Linked DNA regions of Mus musculus: region 2 is linked to region 1. A link is a loop called in an ENCODE intact Hi-C map of the cell type or tissue named here. Cell type or tissue: left cerebral cortex. All regions are shown on one strand. Links, peaks and the distances in the headings refer to the core of each region. The heading gives the core; the rest is flanking DNA.

Region 1 (10,123 bases), core at 1,081-9,080:
TCCCAAGAACAGAAACATGGGCATTGGGGAGACGCAGACTGGGACAGAGAGAGGGTTCGGTGGAGGAGAGTGTTTGCTGCTTTCAGGGGACCTGAGTTTGGTTCCCAAGCAACACAACCACCTGCTACTCTAGCTCCGACGGAACTGACGCCCTCTCCTGGCGTCCTTGGAGACTGCATGCATATGGCATCTACAAACACACATACATCCACTTTTTTTAAAAAGAAGGGACAGTAGTACCCCCTCTGGCGTGGGCACAGGCTTCTCAAGAGAGAGCCACATTTCAGTGTCTTCAGCTGTGCATAGATTTTGGCTTTTGAAGTTAAATCATTTAAAGGGTTTAAATATTAAGTAAAAAATGTTTATGGTAGGTGGTGTGGTTCATACCTGTAATCTCAGCACTTGGGAGACTGAGACCATCAGAAACAAGGGAGGACAGAGGAGGGAGGGAGGGAAATAAGGAGGGAGAGGTTTTGGACTGACTGACCCAAAGCCCTGTCACCAGAAGGGGCAACCACTGGACGTCTCCCTGGGAAAGGTGATTTTCACAGTTCGGATAATTTTTTGCAAGCTATATACACACACGTACACATTCCTGGCATTTGGTCATCTTTTCTTCAGATTGAAACAGTACTATAGGCAAGGGTAGAGAGACACAGACTATTTCTCTTTCCAATAGTTACCAGTCCCTGGCTCTTCAGGAAAGCCGTGAGCAGCAAGCCTTCGGTTCAGGTAGCAGAAGACCAGCTTTGGAGCTGTGACATTGGCTACAGGGCTGCCACCTTTGAAGGCACAGGGTTGCTGTGATCTGAGTACCCAGAGCTTTGGGTTTCTAGCTTTGAAAGGCTGGCATCACATGGTCTAGTTACCAGGGCTTGAACTCTTAAGCTCTGAGGGTTGGAAGCCTGGCTTGCTCGTTTCAGGTGTGCAGGGTTGTCAGCACTGAGGGAGTTACCTCTGTTTGTGATTTTTATTTGAATGGAGTAAAATGACCCTTAGCCAAGTGTTATGGCAGGAATATCCACAGGGGCTGCCCATATAGTTAGTTCTAAGATTCTTTTGTATCCATTGGTACAAGGCACTCCTAGGATTTTGGGTCATTACCACCTCACTGAAGTGCCACTTACCACCAGCTACAGTCACAGGGAAGGAACTGATATGTGGAGGGGTTGCTCCATTTGGGCTTCACCGGCAGGATGTGGACTCTGCCTCCCAGTGCTTCACAATTTGGCTCTGGGATTTGGGTACCAATATCTGTGGAACAAGCTGGGGCTGGCAAAGATGATTCTGGGCAGAGTGAAAACTAAAGAATCTTTCTGCTCCCACCAAGGATGGAGAAGAGGGGATAAGGTTTGCCTTGGAACAGGTACCCCCAACAATGCCCAGGGCTCAGGACCAGGAGAGATGTCCATTTTGGGCCCTCATTGACTTAGTGTGCTACCCAGTTCTCAAAGGTAGCTGCATGTGGAGGGTCAGCACACCTGATGTGTTGGGGGTGGGGGGCACAGCATCATCGTACCCTATATGCAGCTGGGGACTCAGCCTTGTAACGCCATATCCCTGCTGTGTTTTGGGACAGGCCTCTAGCTGCTTACAGTGGGATAAGAGGTGTCTTGGCCTTCCAGGGTAGGGTCTCTCCTCTCCTCCTCCCTCCCCTCCCCTCCCCCTCCTTTCCCTTCCCCTCCCCTCTCCCCTTCCCTTTCTGAGAGAGAGGGTTTCTTTTTGTAGCCCCAACTGTCCTAGAACTCTCTCTGTCCATCAGGCTGGCCTCAAACTTGGAGATCTGCCTGCCTCTGCCTCCGGAGAACTGGGATTAAAGGCATGCACCACTGCTTTGGGTAGGTCTTTTAAGCTCAGAAAACCTGGGAGAAATGGGACTCTCCAGGAGAGACATGTGGGGCTGGGTGGTCCTTGAGAAAAGGCCTGACCTAGCTAGCTTCAGGTCTTGGGTACAGCTATAGCACTGACCAGGCTTCTGCCTTTAGGGCAGTGATACAGTGTGGGCCAGTGAGAACATGACCCTCCACCTGTCTTTTTCCAGACTCCGAGGATGCTGCCGTGTGGTTTTGGGGATGGGAGACCACATTCCCTTCATGAACCAAGGGCAGCTTTACTCTTTACAGGAGCAGATCCACCTGCAGTAGCTTCCCAGGTGCTGGGAAAGTATACAACCACAGCTGGCAGGGAGGTTGCAGAGGCAGATGACTAGTGTGACGGTGTAGAAGGCAGGCTCTCCTCAAGCCCTGCCACCTCCATGCAAAGGCTGCAAAGAAACAGGGCAGCACCTGGGCTCCCCGGGACTAGGGAAGGTGGCACAGCTAAAGCTGGCTGTGTGCTGCAGGCACCAGAAACTGACAGCCTGACTCAGGTGAGACTCTCCTGATCAAAATCTCTTTATTTAAATTTTTTTTATACAATGTATTTTGATCATATTTTCTCTTCCCCAACTCTTTCCAGGTCCCCTCCCAGTCACCCAACTTCATGTTCTCTTCCTCCCTCCCCCTCCCCTTCCCTTCCCTCCCCGTCTTTCTTTCACCAAAAGTCAAAACAACAACAAAAAAGTACACAAAACATATAGTTCAGAATCTCTTTACAAACAAAACAACAAAAACCCCAAATTGTGCTGAGAATAGTGAATGGCTCACTCCTTTAATCCCAGCACTTGGAAGGCAGAGGCAGGCTGATGATCTCTTCATTGGGGTGAAAGAACCACAACGTGGGGGAGTGAGGACTCCCCCCACGTTCTGACTCAGGAGAGGCGACACCCCAAAATCACCCACAAGAAACGGGTCTTGCTGCAAATTGCAAGAGGATTTTTATTTAAGAGCGCTCTCTGGCCCATGGTCATACACCACGCAGGGGTAGAGGACCGTGGCTCCCCGAGTAGCTGGGTAAGGGGGTATTTAAAGGAAGAAACCACAACTTAAGGAAGTGGGGAGGGCGTTGTTGAAAGATACCGAAGATACCAGTTAAGAGTCACAAGGAAGTGTAAAGTTACAAGAGTCACAAGGAATACCTGGTAATTGTTAACTCTCAAGACGCTTCTAAGAGCCCCTAACAATAGCACATTTGCATTGCAGGTTCTGGGTGACTTTCTTTGAATGAGCACTCTTTGAACCCAGGAAGCGGGTGGATGGAGGAATGTCGCTATTTGTTTTATGATTAGCATACCTTTACAAAGGCCACATTCCCAACTGGGCCTAAAGGCCTAGAATTCTGTTTTTACGTTGTTATACTTTCAGGGGCTAGCCTGATCTACACAATAGGTTCTGGAACACTCAGAGCTACACAGTGAGATCTTGTCTCGAAAAAAAAAATTGATAAAATATAAAATTAGCCATCTTAACTTTATAATTTAGCCACTTTAAATTTATAGTTATGACTATAAGTAAACACAGTATAACCAACCCCAAATCTTTTCATCTTTCCAAACTCATGTTGTCCCATTAAAATACTAACTTCTGGGGCTGGAGAGATGATGCACGGTGGAGCACGGGCGGAGCAGGGTTCAGTTCCCAGCACCCAGCACCCAGCGGTAGCCTCCCCCAGCCTGAAGCGGGCTGGTACAGACCTTGTCACCACTGAGGTGCGGCCACCTGCGGGGCAGCTTTCTGACTTGGCTGGCTCCTTTTGAAGTGACAACTTCCCTGCTCTTTCTTCTGCTACCTGCCGAGAGGCTGAACCTGTCTTCCTGAGACATTCCTGAATGTCTGGGTGACAATCTGAACAGCCTGGCGACCAAGTGCTGACAAAATGGTTCTAGGCACCAAGAATGGCCTGGGGGGGGGGGGGTGGAGGTGGGGGTGGGGATGGGCCTTCCCCCTTTATAAGCACACTCTCTTAGTAAACTAGTGGGCCTTGATCAGAGAAAAATTGTCTTGGCTTCGTTATTCCTTTCTTGCAGTCTAAGTCTCTTTCAGCCCCAGCCTGCCTTCCAGAAATACCCGGTTCATGTAGGCTGAGGGCCGGCTTACTCCACCCAGCACCAGCTCACCACTGCGTGTCAGTCCAACTCCAGGCTATCTAATCCCTCTTCTGTCCTCTGAAGACACCAGCACACACATGGTGCTCCCAGCACGCACGCACGCGCGCGCGCGCACGCACACACACACACACACACACACACACACACACACACACACACACACACACACACACACACTTTAAATAAATATAAAAATAATTCTGCCAGCTGTGGTTGTATACTTTCCCAGCACCTGGGAAGCTACTGCAGGTGGATCTCAATGAGTTAAGGCAAGACTCATTTACATATCAGCTCTGGGCCAGCCAAGGGCTAGTAAGATCTTGTCTCCATTTGCCCTACCCCACCCCCAAACCCCTTTTAAAAAGTATTCACTTCCTATTCCTCCTGAGATAGAATAGAAAGGCAAATCATGGAGGTATGAGGAGGAAGAGGAGCCCTTTACCTTTACTGAGGAATTTGGTTGAAGCCTCTTGCCAACAGAGAAGCAGGAATTCCAGCACAATTAACTGCTTAAAGCTTTCCTCCCTCCGCACTTATGCACCTGCAATTTTCCAGGACTCTCACTAGAAACTTTTACAGGAAATGGACATGCACAAAACTCATGCAATCAGTGGCTCCTGGCTTTATCAGATTATAATTCCATCCAAGGTATGTCTGAAGCCACCCCATAATCTCATAGACACACACACAAACACGAGAGAGAGAGAGAGAGAGAGAGAGAGAGAGAGAGAGAGAGAGAGAGAGAGAGAGTGTTAGTTTCTGAGTACTCTTGAGATCTAAGTTGAGAGCCATCAAAATGGTGTATATAGTAGCTAGTGCTAAGGATTGTGACTCCCTTGAGGAGCTATACTTGGGTGTGTCTTCCATAGTACCTCTCTTCTAAGTCTTTAGGTTAAAGTCTAATGTTAAAGTATTTTAAATAAAACCTCAACATTGCTTCCATTAGTCTTAACAAATTTTTTTTTTCCCGAGCCAAAGCAGTAAGTCCAGTTTTGCTTGAGTTTTGGTCTCAACGAAGTTCTCAGGCTAGGGTGACAGCCTGGAGTTTTATCTCTGTCCCCTCACCCGTGACACTCCCTTTTCTGGAAGCAAACTGACACCTACTATTCCACTCTGTTTCCGAAGCTGATTCCTTTAGTGACCTATGTGTGGAAGAGTGCATTATTTGTTCGTTATTGCTGGCTTATTTCACTGAGCAGAGATCCTCCAGGGTTGGCCATGTTGTAACCTGGGGCAGAGGCTTTTTAAAGGATATATGGATGGCCACGACACCACATTTTGATGCGCATTTGGGTGGTTTTACCCTTGAGGTATCCCAGCCAGGGATGTGCAGCCGTGGAGCAGAGCCATAAGGCTGAGCCACCTCTGGCTCTTTGCCTTGCAGCGTCATTGGTGTCACCTGTCCCTCGTGCCAACGGTGTTATCAAGACCAAACACCACTGCAGGAATCTCCCCGCTCCCCTCAAAACCCTCAGAGCCCGTGGCTCTGTTCCAGGATGCCTCACACAGCTCCACAGACCTGTGCAACTGAGCCAGTCTGGGCACGAGGATTTGTTGGGCACCTATAGTCGCTAGCTCCCAGCTGGTGTGCCATGACCACACAAAGATGCAGACAAGTCACAGCCGCGGTGTTGGAGACTGTGGCCTTGCCTCCATCTCACAGGACAGCGGGGCGCTTCTGTCTCCTTAAGGCGCGGTCTCCCCCCGGTCCACTGGGGTCCTCCCCCTGCAAGGTACCTTCCCTAAGTTGTGTAGAGGAGAATGAAAGGACCCGACAGCGTCCATGCTTAAGAACTGTTCGTAACGCAACGCACACAGTGTGACCGATGTAAAATCGGGAGTGCTTGAGGGAAAGCCACTCTGTCAACACGCCTTGACCAAGTTACAGACACTATTGGCTCCATGGAGACATTCTGGGCTGCCTTCGTCTAACACAACTTTGCAAGTCACCGACTCGGAAGGCACCGTTTGGAGTCTCGTAGAAAGGACAGCAGCGCAGCCCCACGTCACTCAACACCCTTCAGCCGCTGCGATAGCGGACCACAGTCCACTGGGCCGTAACGGTCCCGCCCACGTCCCGCCCTCCAGTGGGCGGGAACAGAATCGACCAACCAGGAGTTCCTGAGGCATGCAAATAAGCCTCCGCCCCCAGAGGAAAGGCGTTTCCCCAGAAGCTGCTGCTGTTGCCTCGGGAGACGCAGTTTGGTCAACCCCGCTAATCAGCAATCAAGTCCGTTAGCCAGGCCGGAAGTGGAGACCCCAGCACCCTCCGTCCGGAGCAGGAAGTACGAAAAGGAGGCTCATACTCCCCGGAAGCCGAGCCCTGGACACGCCCACCTGCCGGAAACGCCGGCGGTGCTTCTCTGACAGCGTTGCTCTCTGACAGGATTGCTGCGGAGGTGGACAGGCGGCGGGGTCAGGGCGGAGGCTGAGGACCAAGTAGGCATGGCGGAGGGCGGGACCGGCCCCGATGGACGGGCCGGCCCGGGACCCGCAGGTAACGTGCGCGGCTAGGGGTAGTAGGGAGCGGGGTTGCGTCTTGGGGTCAGAGTGTCCCTTGGGCGTCCGGGACTCGGGTCCTCGGTCCTCGCAGGCCAGATCCGAGGAATCGCGCCCGGGGTCAGTAAGTGTGGACGTTAGGCTCCGCGCGGCCCTAGGCGCGCGCCCCCGCTCCTGCCTGGCCTCTCGTGGACATCCCTCCCACGGAGGTTTCTTTCTGGTGGAGCTAGCCTTGTAACTGCCACCCTGTTAGCCCATCCCCGTCAGCGATGACCCTGGCTGGACCATGGGGTTCGGATCTTCTTCCAGGTATGAGCTCACTGGTCAGTAAGGGCCCTCAGAGGTCAGCCTTCGTGCGGACAGGTTCCCTTTCCCCATCCCGCCAGCCAGTCAGCGCAGTAGCTACTGGACAAACGTCCTCCGCCCCACCTCCACCCACCTTAACGACAGTGCTGTCCCCAGAGAGCTTGCTAGTGCCACAACTCTTACAGGGGCGCTTGACCCACCTGCAGAAAAAGGGTGACACTTGCCACCTGCCTTAAAGCTGCTCCACTTTGCAGTGCTGCTACAATGGAACTAACAATTCCCAGGAGAGTTTCCTGGTACGGCGTCCACCTTGGGGTCTTTCTGAACCTGCTGGTAGGTGTTTGGTAGGTGTGCTTCTGCACCCATCTCTGATTTTAGAGTTCACTGAGCTCTCTTCTGTATGCAGAAAATCTGAGAAAGCCACAATGTTGGTACAGTCTCTTGTCATTCCTCCCTCCATCAATTCAACAAACTTTGTGGATGATGTCCTATTGGCCTGACTCACCTGGGGCTATCGGGGTGACATGAAAAAGCAAGGCAAGGCCTCTACCACCAAGAGCTTTGGTTGTCATTGAATTTGATCTCAGGGACAGACAAGATCTTTGAGTGGATTGACCTGTCATGCAGGAATGAGAAATGGGAGAGAGGTGGTTGGTCAAAGGGTAGCTATTTCTTAAGGTACAGAATAGTCCTGTGGAAGAAAAAGTGGTTTTGCACCCCACCCCGACCCCAGTGTTGTTTTAGTGTCTGTTCTGTTTGTGTGTTTCCAGCTTGGGTAGAGGCACAGGTCTTCAGTGGGTAGTTGGATTAGATGATCAGAGAAGTCCGAAATTGAAATGGCTTTCGGCTCTAGAACTGGAGGAGATTCTGAAGGTCTGTTGGCCTGGGCTGGGAGTGTAGAGGAGAGGTGAGCTAAGGGGGTCCAGAGACTTTCCGAAGTCCTCTGGTGCCAGCCATTTTCCTAACAGTTACCCGGTACATCTGAATCCTCCCCAACTCTGGCTTTAAATTTTTATACTGTGCTGTAGTTACAGTGATGAAAGGAGGACCTGGAAGCGCCTTACAGATCCATTTCCAGGCTAGATAGATGCCTGCCTGTTGGTCTGCTGTGCACCAGAGTGAACCGAATAGGTTTTTGTGAACCTTGTGCTGCCTTGGTCTCAGCCCAGTCAATGGACTTTCAGGCCGCAGAGGGCAAGGATACTTAGTCGTCACCACCGTGTACCTATAGGAGAATCTGTAGGGGCTCAACGGATATTGTATTCAAATATGGAAACACATCAGCGACTAGAAAAAGCCTGCCTGTGAAGGGATATGTTTGGTAACATGCTAGGACATCCCCACAGGGTGGGAGACTTGAATCCAAGCAGTTAGAATTTGTGCTGTCTTTATTCACCTGTTGGTGCAATGCTTTTAATAAAGCTTTTCAGTCTCCTGGAGTTAGTTTGGGCTGTGATGTGAGCAAAGATGTATTTCCAAGTAGGTGATTAATTGTTCAACTACTTTCCACTGGCTGTATGTCTCACTCTGATTTTATGCCTGCTTATTACAGTTGAGCTGTTTATATTAAGATTAAAGTCTTCCTGGAGAATTGATTCTGCTTTTTGTTTTTGTTTTCTTTCTAGTCTGGTGAGAGTTTTGTTATCTAGTATGGTAGGGTTCCTTCCACCTGTTATTCTTACTAAAACAGCAACAAAAGCTATTTTCCCTTATGTATATCTACAAATACAAGTTTGAAATCATTTTGGTATATCTGATATCAAATTTCTGAAGAAACTGGATACATTATATTTATAGGGAACCCTGAGAATTTCTCTAATATTGAATCTCATCCTAGTACATGATACAGTCTTTCTATTCACTTCTATTTTTTTTGTTGTATAGGTTGGACTTGTATTTATGCACATATATTTTAGTTTTCTATTTTATTGAGGTATGATTCTCTCTCTCTCTCTCTCTCTCTCTCTCTCTCTCTCTCTCTCGTGTGTGTGTGTGTGTGTGTGTGTGTGTGTGTATGTATGGAGCTCAGAGGTCAACATTTAGTGTTTTTCTTACTCCACCTTATTTTTGAATCAAGGCTTATGTATTTGGCTAATCTAGCTGCCAGCCTGCCCAGGGATCCATGACCCTAAGCATCCTCCAGTCTCTGCCTCTCCTACCCACGTTGGAATGGTAGGGATGTGTAACTGGTCTTGGCTTTTTATCTTTTATATGGTTGTTGGGGATCTGAGCTTCAGGGCTTATATTTGTGTGGCACACACTACCAAATGAGCCATCTCTCCAGACTCTTGAACTGTAATTTCTATACAAACAAATAAAGGTATACCTTTGAGGCTTATTCCTTGTTATTTCATTTTCACTGATACAGTAAACTCCCTGAGATAGTCTAACTATAAAGAAAAGAGATGTGTTTAGTTCACAGTCATGAACACTGTGGGGACAGTTGTACTCTGCTGAATTGTCTCTTATCAAGACACATTGTGACGATTTTACAGAGCAGTGTGGTATGGAACTCATTCACCTTCCAGGAAAACAACCCTTGCTTGGCCCTTGGCTTTTGGCTAACCAGCTATTTTTACAGTAAAGGAGATGACTACCATTCTCCTTTCAAATGCCCCAATTTAAACATCTTCTTACATACATGATATAAATTAGAGTAATTTCATGCTGGGTTTTTTTTTTTTGGCATAATATTTCAAACTTCAGTTTGTACTACTGTTATATTTTTCCTTGTTCAACAGACCATCACATTTTTTTCTTTTATTTTTTTTAGAAAAAAAAAATCTTATTGGGTTTGGTGTCAGGAATGTGCTAGTTTAAAAAGGGAAACTTTCCAGCTTTCTCTTTTAAATTATTTTCTGGGAATTTGAATGTTCTCTGTGTGGCTAGCAGGAGGGAGCCACTGGAGAAAGGCAAAGCATCCTGTTTGGTCAGCCTTGCCAGTGTTTCCGCACCCTGATAAGAGCCCCTCTCTTCAGTGCAGGTCCTAATCTGAAGGAGTGGCTGAGGGAGCAGTTCTGTGACCATCCACTGGAGCACTGTGACGATACAAGACTCCATGATGCAGCCTATGTAGGGGACCTCCAGACCCTCAGGAACCTACTGCAAGAGGAGAGCTACCGGAGGTGAGCATTGGGCCGGTAATGGGTGTTGGCCTGTGGGCCTGCAGGAGGCTGAGGCTTGTGCTTTGGATTGCAGAACAAGACTCTGATGCTGCAGGACTGCAATTTGCTTTTAGAGGAGGGACAAAAGGAGGAATTATAGGTGGCCAGATGCAGTGGGCAGGGGTTCCTGGAGCCAAGTCTGCCTGGAATTGTTCTGGTAACTTGTCCT
Region 2 (10,123 bases), core at 996-8,995, 340 kb after region 1:
CTCATTCCATTGTAAGTCCCCTAACCCAGGGCTGTTCCTTCCCAGACATCTATGTGCAAGCCCAATTCCCTCCTTATCTGTCCAAATTTCATCTCCCTCTGTGACCTAGCTTCCCTCCCTGTCCACCATGCCACCCACAGCTGCCCCTGCTCCCTGGTCCCTCTTCCTGCCTGTCACCTGCCAGTCTCAAAGCACACCTGGGGCTCAATGATACTCCTTGCTGTGTGTTCCCAGAACATAAACTCCCTCAGGACAGGGATCTGGTCTGCTTCACTGTCCTCAGAGATTGTCCCAAGTGCCTGGAAGGAGGTTTGGCTTATGGCATGTAAATATTTGGTGAGTGAGAGGGTGAGAAGGTCACAGGCAGAGCTGCCTGCTGAGAGAAAATGCAAAGGAGGGGAAGGAAGCAGGGCATCCTAATGGTTAGTGCTGGAGATTCATTTCTGACAGGTAAGAGGAGGACCTCTGGTCTCTGACCTTTGACTTGAGTACCCCCCTCTCCTAGTTGTCTCCAGCCCAAAGGAAAGGAAAGCATCCCCCATGAGGTGTCTGTAACCACAGACTCTGATCCTCGGCTCCTGGAACTCAGAAGAAAACCCCCCATTCAAAATACCCACTTGTTTTTCATATGGACTAGTGTCAAATATTAAGTGTAAGAGCAGATGAGAAGACATGTGATGTTTTCTCAGTAAATACCGAGTGAGCCAGAGTGGCCTCTGTGCCCACTGACCTGCAAGTGTAATGGCCCCGAGGGCTCCTTACACAGAAATAATGCACTGTGAGTATATGCTGCTGCTGGGGACCTGGCTCTCGGAGGCTGCTCTTCTGTCCCATTAATTACTGCAGTGGAGGAAGTGAGGTCAGGCCTCCCACCAAGGCAATGGGACTCGCAGGGCCACTCTGCGGTTCCTCAGGAAAGCATTTTTTTCTTATCCACACAGCGACACCATCTCAAGCCAATAAATCCTCTTGAAGCAAAGACAAAGGGGAGAGAGGAATTCCATGGAGGGGGGTGTCTTTGAGTCTCTCCCCAAAGGGCCACCATGCTCAGGAGCAGGACCTGCCCACAACTCAGGCTTCCAGTACCAGGGTTCTGGCCAAGGGCAGGGTTGCTGGGTGGGACCAGATTAGGATAGTATGATGACTTCTATGTAAAATGAGCAGACAGGGACTCCTGGGGAGCAACACACACACACACACACATACCAGTGAGTGGGCAGCTGGGTGGTAGCTCCAGCCCCCTCTGAAGCTCATAGAGGTGTCTTCCTATAATCTGTAGCCCCTGCCTCGAGCTGGCCATACAAATGAGTAGCTTCTAGGCTGTGTCCCCCAAGGTCTCTGGAACTTCTACCAGCAAAGCTAGGACAATAAACTCCCTAGCATCAGGTAATGTGGAGCCCTGGGTCAAGCAAGACTGCCATGGGCCCTTGGTAGCAAGCAGTTTAGAGGTCTCCCTCCCTGTTTAATGACAGCTCTGGCCTGGCTCCAGAGGCCACCCAGGACATGTTCTGATGTCAGCTAGTGCCTGTGTTTTCAGAGCTTCAGGGACCAGGGAGAAGATCACAGAATAACAAGTGTCAGTGAAGACTCTCATCTTGGGGTGCAGACAGACATCTTGGTTTCATCTGTGGGTGCCCCTCTGTGAAAGGCAGGTGGGAGTACTCCATGGTGATCATAGGTGTGAGCCTACGGGACCTGCCACAGAGGCTGCGCTCATGCATGGTCCCATGGGGTGGGTTGTTTCCTCTCTGAGACGGAAGTCTTTCATTCCAGAGTTTATTGGTGGCCTCTGGCCCCTGCTCATGCTTGAATGTCACTTCCCCACAACATCCCTTCACCCACTCTGTTCCCTCCATGGCTGCCTTCTGCCCTGGCTAATACCAGGCTGTGCCTTCCTGTTGGCTGTTGTCCTTGTTCTGTGTTCTACAGCCAGGTTAGCATCTCTTTTGTCCGTGTTCTCCCTCCCACACCAAGGTAAGTGACAGCTGACGATGCTGTCATTTCAATCCAGGGACAATTCCACACTAAGCAAACTCTCCGGCAGCTCACTGAGCCCCTCCCCACGCTCACATAGATGTGAGATCCAGAAGGTGTTTGCTTAAACCCCTGACCTACATTCTCCATCACGCAGTCATCCAACCTGGAAATGGCTGGGCAGCCGCATTGCCAACACAAACAGGGCTGCACTGTGCTGTGCTCTCAGTGGCTCTGCACCCCTCCCACCTTCTCTGCCTGCCTGGGCCACACACCCATCAAGCAGGAGGAGGGCACCTCCACTGTGATACCCTCCCAAGGACTGCAGATCAGGCTGATTCCTTTGCAGTGGGGTCTCTAGGGCCTGGCTCTGCCCTAAACATACACGCAGCTCTCCCGAGATTCCTTGGAAGCACAGGACAGAAAATCTCACGTTTCTCTTCTAGCTTTCAAATGCAAGCTGGGGCTGTAACTAAGGGGTGTGGCTTGGGGCTGAACAGTCTGTAAAGACTCTTCTAAAATAGACAGGAGGCAGCTGGAGGCTTTGCACCTCTGTCTTGTGGCTTTCAGGGGGACCCAGGGCCTGCAAGTCTTAGGTTCTAGTGTGAGAAGAGGTTACTTACCACTGTTCTGATCAGCCTGACTGAGGCCCAGGAAATAAAGAAAAAGCAAATACAAGAACAGGAAACCTGATGGAGAAGCTGTAATACCCCAGAAGCTGATGTGTTTATTATAGAGCATTTGGCAGGGGGGACTATAGCATACAGCTGTCCATGGAAGTGGGTATATTACAGAAAACAAGGAGTCAGGGTTATTATATACAGCTGAAAAGGGAGACAGGTTTTGCTCATCTCAAGAGAAGCAGAGCTGTCTTCGAGCTGTAAACCTCCCTTGGGAGGATGTATGGTGGACATTTTCTGTACACATTATCAGCATCTACACTCAGACCTGAGGAAGACTTTGCCACCTCCACGGGGCTGAGGCATTAGGGGTCCTTGGTATGTGGCTATGTCCATATCAACAGCACACATATACCCAGGATTTCACCTCACTGTTCTGCCCCCCCCCCCCGTAGGGGGCGGTGAGAACAGGTAAGAAAATGCCCAGAGTACAGGGGGTTTCCTACAGGGACCCTGAAATGCTGGGTTTTTCCTCTATAGATATGGCAAGCCCAGGGAAGGGTGGGTTTTGTAACCCTCAGCCCCCTCCCCCAAGGTGTGCACCCACTAGGGAACCTCGGGGGCCTGAAGCCTGTCACTGTTCAGCACTGGCTGTTTCACGGAGCCCTGGGGAAAGGCTCCAGTCAGCTTCTTCCTTTCCCATCTCCATCTGGTACCCAGCTCCGAGCTCTCCTCTACACAGTCCCTGAGACAAGACCATGTGATCTCCCAGCTTCTTCTCAAAACATCCTGGCAGCTCCCTGGCTGGAGACCCAGTGGCACTAAATAGAAATTTATGTGACAGGCCTCAGGGGAAAAGCCCAGAGGAGTTTGTTTAAAAGTAAATTCGTCAAGCCGAGCTGAGTCAGGGTCTGACCTCCAACCTCTGCTGACCCTCCCCAGCAAGGGGGGAGAGAGTCCAGCTACATCAACAAGCCACACCAGGGGATCCCACTGCAGACTTGTATCCCTTTGCCACCAAGAGATTAGCCCTGAGGTGACCGCAGCTACCCACACGTCAGGTCCCTCGGTTGTTACCTGGAGCATCTCCAGTCCTCACTGTCCTCCTTCCTCCAGTCCTCACTGAGCTGCCCCACCTTTGGCTCCCATGCTTTCCCTTATCCTGGTGCCCACCTACTCAGGTAAACCAGGGTCTGCTCAGCCCAACGAGCGGAGACCATTTTTCTTGCTCTGGCTATCAAAGGCAAATCCATGTGTGGCCACACAGACAGGGAGAGTGTCTGCTTATCTGGAGGCAACCGGCCTGTGTAAGCTTCCTTTCAATGCCCCATACCACCCTCTATTGATGTTCCTGGGACCAACAAGCCATGCCAGGACCAGGACTAATGAACCACTAGCATGGAGCACCAAGGAATCCACAGACAGCTGGCTGCTCTCACCTTGAACACTAGAAGGGGATGAGGGATGAAGTAGGTTGGGGTGCTCCTGGCAGAGAAGAGATTGAGGGAGGGGCGCAAGTCTCAGACCTCAGGTGTACACGTAGGTAGGGTTTTCCCGTTCTGCGGTTCTAGGGCTTTAGAGGCCAAGGTTCAGGTCATTGTTTCTCCAAGAACATCTGTCTGCTTGGCCCAAGCCCTCTGCCACAGCCTGGAGTCCTTGGCCCAGCTTTCTTAGCCACCCTTTAATGAAGCCTGGTGCAACAGGTTAGACTGACCCACCCTCACCCAATGCCCATCTTGTCTCCTCGGCCCCTTTTCTTCACCTGCTCTGTGGCAGCCAGAGACCTTGGGCTGTGTGGTCACATGGGCTGTTGACCATCTCAACCACACTGAAATCTCCTCTGCCACCTGGTGGCTAAAGCTCGCAATTGCTGCTGTTCTGTGACTGACCTGGAGCTGACCACTTGGGCAACTCTTAGGTCCTTGGGGAACAACCCAGAGAACTAGTCCCCTTCTGAGTCACAGATGATGAGAAAAGTTGTTATCTGTGAGGCCCTGTGTCCCTGACCCTGACAGAGTCCAACAGGGAAGCAGAGGACCTACCTGAGAAGACCCTCAAGCCCTACCGTTGGGAAGGAGATGTGGATACAGGATCCACAGGGTTCCTAGCCATAGTAACCCCCAAGAGCACCATGAGTACTGTAGTCTTTCAGGATGAAGGGCTCTCCCACAGGCCTGTCTCGCCTGCAGCAAGCCTCCCTGCTGTGTGTACCTGTGGGCACACCCAAGGGCCAGAGTGGCATAATGCCAGCTCCCTCTCCCTTGCTTGCTCTCAGCCATAGTCTTCTGTGGACCAGGGTATGGAAGTACACAGAGGTCCCAGCTCACACATAAACCTCCACACCAGCCCTATCGTCTCCATAGCGATGACCCAGAGTGCAATTGGAGAAGCCTTTCCAAGACCCCAGACTGCACCCTTTCCTGTGTCCCAGGGTTGGGCTGAGGAAGTGGCCAGGGTACATCCCTGGGCTCACTGCCTGGAACTCCACCCCAAGTAGCTAAATGTAGTTACCCCAGAACTCAAGGGCCCTGGAGAGGAACACTAGCCCCACAGCAGGCCCACCCTTTCAACTCCTGAGGCAGGGGCATAAACGCTTGACCCTTTCCCTCATGGACAGTACAGGAGCCCTCGGGCCTGAATCCACCAACACCACAAGCATGCGCTCAGGATTTCCTTCATTATGTTGTTCTTGGCCTGGGTTCATCATGCATAGTGTGGGTTTGCTGGGGACAGTTTCTTTCATGTGCATCATTGTGCTTTGACCTTATTGGCTCCTTCATCCCTTCAGTCCTCCTCCCCTTTCTTCCTCAGACTACTCCCTTCCCATAGTCTCCATCCTCTTCATGTGGCTAGAGATATATAGGTTTACACACACACACATACACACATATATACACACGTGTGTGTGTGTGTGTGTGTGTGTGTGTGTGTGATATTTGTCCTTTTGCATCTGCTTATTTTACTTAACGTGATCTCTGGTTGCATTCTGTTTTTCTAATAAGTGGTATCATTTTGTCCCTCTTCATGGCTGAGTAAAACCCCATGTGTGTATGGACCACATATTCTTTATCCATCCATCTACTGACAGACAAGCTGGTTCCCTGACTCAGCTATTGTGACTAGCGTCTCAAAAAGTGCAAGTGTGGAGGTGTTGCTGTGATGTGCCTACAGTAGATTCCTCCAGGTCTCTACCAGGAGGTAGGTTCTCTGTTTGCTTTAAGGAATCTTCATACTAATTTCCACAGTGGCTGGGCTCATTTATATCCTCACCAACAGTGGCTAAGGACTTAAGGACTTCCTTTTGGCCCCACCAGCATAGAGGGGAATCTTTTGTACGTGTGGAAGCATTCACCTGTGCAAAAAAAATCTATGGCTGGGGCTGGGGCTGGAGCTGGAGCTGGAGAGATGGCTCAGCGGTTAAGAGCACTGACTGTTCTTCCAGAGGTCCTGAGTTCAATTTCCAGCAACCACATGGTGGCTCACAACCATCTGTAATGGGATCCAGTGTGCTCTTCTGGTGTCTGAAAACAGTAGCAGCAATATATATATATATATATATATATATATATATATATATATATATATATAGAGAGAGAGAGAGAGAGAGAGAGAGAGAGAGAGAGAGTGTGTGTGTGTCTATGGTCAGTGAGCTGCGGCAGGATGAGAAGGTAGAATACCTGGCAGAAAGAGAACTCTGAGAGATAATCAGGTACTGGAGTTTTCACCCCAGACACAGAAGAAGATGGTCTCATAAAACAGAGGACCAGGTAACCAGCCACATGGCATGGCTTAGAATAAAATAGATGGGTAATTAAGTCAGGAGCTAGTCAGGGAACAGAGGCAAGGCTGTGTGCCTAGGCATTTATCCATATATAAGAAGCCTGAGTTCTTATTTCATGAACCTGGGTATGGGTAGAAAGGCCCAAGGTTACAGATGGCTTTAACTTAACTACACACCAGCATTTTTAGCTTGATTTCTTCCTTCTTTTCTTTTCTTTTCTTTTCTTTTTTTTTTCTTTTCTTTTTTGTCTTGTTGTTGTTCTGTGTGATAAAGCTATGGCTATCTTAGACTCTCTTTGTCTAGGATACCAGGCTGGCCTTAAACGCACAGAGATCCACCTGCCTCTGCCTCTGCCTCTGCCTCTGCCTCTGCCTCTGCCTCTGCCTCTGCCTCTGCCTCTGCCTCTGCCTCTGCCTCTGCCTCTGCCTCTGCCTCTGCCTCTGCCTCTGCCTCTGCCTCTGCCTCTGCCTCTGCCTCTGCCTCTGCCTCTGCCTCTGCCTCTGCCTCCTAAATGCTGGAAATAAAGGCATGCACCACCGTGCCCACCATAGCTCCATTTCTTCATGGCTGTTCTTTGGCTGGGATGAAATAGACTCTCAACACTTCCCATGTTTACTGAAGACTTGTGCTTCGTGTTCTGTGAACTGCCTGTTCGTAGTCTTTTTAGTTCATTTGGTTGGGTCATTTAGTTTGGGGAGAATTTGGAGTTTTTACAAATTATTTATGCAATCTAGATATTAATCCTCTATCGGGCCTATGCTGTCCCGTGCTGCTGCTGCTGTCTGTACTCAGCCGCTGTGCCTTTTGCTGTGCAGAAGCTTTCTAACGTCATTCAATGCCGGTTACCAATTCTAAGCCATGTTTCCTGAGCTACTGGGCTCTTTTTCCAAAAACCTTTGCCCGTGCCTACAATTTGAAGTGTTTTCTTTCCTCTGGGACCTTTAAAGTTTCTAGTCTTAAGGCCTCTGACCCATTTTGAAATTGTTCTTGTACAAGATGAGGGACAGAATCCTAGCTTCGCTCCTCCTCACAAGAACATCCCATCTCTCCGGCATCATTTGATGAAAATGTTGAGTTGTTTTTTTTTTTTTCCCCAATGTATATTTTTGGCATCTTTGTCAAAAATCAGGTGGTTTCAGCTGTGAGTTTATGTCTGGGTCCTCTATTCTGCTCTTTTTTGCTATGGCTCTGTAGTATAATTGAAATCAATTAGGATGCTTTCTGCCTATGCCCACAGAGTATAGTGAGACTCCTGCGGGGGCGTTGTCTATATTCCACAGGTGCACACAGACTCTTCAGGAGCACACAGAGAATCTGGCTTGGCACATGCATATAGCACAGGAGCTTACCCGGACTGAGTCGGACAGGCCACCATATCCCACTGACATTCGTGGCGGTTCTTCTAGGTACACCAAGCTCACAGAGGCTCTGGCACCCTGTGTGACTACAGAGCTGTTGTCTCCCTGTTTTGATGCCACTGAACCGGGAATGGAGGATCTTTGTGAGCAGCTCAGCCCAGAACTTGCCTTATTTTATCCAAGGAAGATCCTCTTCCTAAAAAGCCTTTAGTCCAGGCGAACCTAGACAGGTGTTACTGTCCACGAAGCTTGCTCTGGGAAAAGTGCGTTAATGAATTACTCTGGGCCCCCAGCCCCATTGTCTTTCCTCTTCTCAGGCCCTTCCACAAAAGAAGCAGAAAGCAGGAAGTAAAGTCAGGAGGAGTGCTGTGTTACTAGGCCAAGCAAATAGCTCCTGACTTGACTTCCATTGGGGTGGGGGTGCAGAAAGTGTGGGTGGGATGGGCCCTTCCTCCTTTACCCTCAGGAAAGGGAGTGCCCTGGAGGTCTGTGGCATTCGCCAAAGTCTTCGTGACCCATCCAGACAATGAAAGATTCCTGGATCCCGAAAAGGGCAAAATAATTCACAGGGCTTATATTTCATGTGGCACGCCAGTTATTTATTGGGAAAGCAGCTTCTCAGGGGAAGGGGAAGAAGCCCTCCTACCACTGCCCCTCCTCCTCTCGCTCTCCCTCCCTTTTTTCTCTTCCTCTTGTCTCCTGTCTGCCTGGCCAGGGACTGCATTCCGTTCCTGGTCCCTGGGGCCCACCTCCTACCTCCTGGCTGACAATTCCATCCCCAGGTCACAGCACGGAGGAATGGCCCTGGGCTCTTGCAGTCCTGCCAGGAGGTGCTCTGACCTCTGCCAAGTCCTTCATGGGGCTATGGAGAAAAATGTTTTTCTTTTAGACGTGTTGACCTATTTAAGAGAGAGAGAGAGAAAGAGAGAGAGAAAGAGAGAGAGAGAAAACACTCAGCTTAGGGCACCCACCACACAACAATAAAAAGGGGAAAAATCGAATTTGAAAACAGGACAATTTTCTTCTTCCTACCAAACTGTGCTGGCTTCTCTTCCCTCCCTGCTATGGCACTGGCCCCAGTTGATCATGTCAGGGGACTGAGCAGCCTTCAAGGGAAGGCTTTCGCTTTTTCCCATCAATACATCCTAAAACCATGTCTGTATTGCTGGTCTCCCCAGTAACCCAGGGAACAGGGCACAGACAACAATGAGAAGATGCAGTGATGTTTGCCCTCTGTTCCCTCACTCCTGCTTTGAGGATGCAGGAGTTTCTCCCTGGCAACCTGTGTTTCTGTGAGTGTCTCTGTATTATTCAGGGATCTCTAGAATCACAGAACTTATGGAATGTCTCTATATATTAAGGGAATTAACTGTTATGACTTACAGTCTATAGTCCAACTCACCCAACAATGGTCAGCTGTGAATAGGAAGTTGCTCAGGCCCACGAGGCTCATTGTTTCACCTGGTGATCTGTGTAAGCTGGAATCCTGAAGAAGCAGGTTCCAACAGATGTGCTGGAAGGTAAATGCAAGCAGGCAAAGAAGAGTGAGTCTTCCTTCTTCCAATGTCCTTATGTAGGCTTCCAGAAGAAGGTGTGGCCCAGATTAAAGATGTGTACCACCATGCCTGGATCTGGGACTTGCTTTGTCCCAGGCTGAGCTTGAACTTAGGGATCCCCTTGCTTCCGTCTCCTGGGATTAGAGGCATGTACTACCTTGCCTGGGCCTATGATTTTCATGGCCACTATGCCTCAAGATCTCCATGTCAAGATCCGAGTCAAAAGCCTGTGTCTTCCAGCCTCAAGATCTGGATCACAGGTGTGCCCTCCATTTCTGGATTGTAGTTCGTTCCAGATGTCATTAAGTTGACAACCAGGAATAGCCACCACAGTCTCTGTGCCCACATCTTCCTCCATCAGAATTATGAACACTTGGATCATTTCTCCTAACGGTCTTCTAGTGTCAGGATTACATGGCAACTATGACCACAAACACCCAGAAGACAGACTTTAAGATCATGGCCGAGATAAGAGAACATAGGCTGACTCTTTTTTACTGCTTTTGGTTTTTGAAAACGCAGGTTGACTCCATGGACCAAATGCCGAGCTAAGAATAACTGCAATACTCACGGGGAAGACAGAAGAAAGTTTCCAAACACCCACATACAAGCCACGCGTGGGGGTGCAAAAGAAGCTTCTCCAAATTTAAGATTAGCGAAAGGCTTGCAATAATCCCTGAAAGCATTTACTCAAGAAAACTGACTCTCGGTTCAAGCAGTGAGACACACAGTGTTTTCCCTCCCCCTGCCCTGCAACAGCCTGGCACGGTACAGGATCCCTCTGGCCCAAGGACGTTTGGAGGGCAGCAGCGCTGTGGAGAACCCACTCCAGGA

Evidence for each region. Hi-C counts contacts between places; a loop is a spot of excess contacts. Peaks named below come from ENCODE experiments on the same cell type or tissue, not always from the same donor. Only the 100,000 strongest peaks of a DNase experiment are listed, where the experiment ranks them.
Region 2: it touches region 1 in a loop (2.2-fold over the local background); 14 of 42 quality-filtered maps call a loop at or near these places.

Annotation. Positions count from the first base shown.
Region 1 is chr1:91,534,383-91,544,505 of GRCm38, forward strand. Asb1 (ankyrin repeat and SOCS box-containing 1) reads left to right here and starts at 6,183. Exons shown (of 5, transcript NM_001039126.2): 1 at 6,183-6,482; 2 at 9,774-9,915. The coding sequence starts at 6,431. In left cerebral cortex, for the core only: a CTCF peak has its summit at 6,073 (motif pointing left); DNase peaks (open chromatin) are centred at 4,030, 5,595 and 6,145; H3K4me3 peaks cover 2,001 bases; H3K27ac peaks cover 1,134 bases.
Region 2 is chr1:91,870,407-91,880,529 of GRCm38, forward strand. Gm46242 (a long non-coding RNA gene) reads right to left here and starts at 9,260. Exons shown (of 2, transcript XR_001779855.1): 1 at 9,136-9,260; 2 at 8,316-8,632. In left cerebral cortex, for the core only: CTCF peaks have their summits at 3,090 (motif pointing right) and 4,458 (motif pointing left); DNase peaks (open chromatin) are centred at 1,628, 2,163, 2,439, 3,356 and 3 more places; H3K27ac peaks cover 2,411 bases.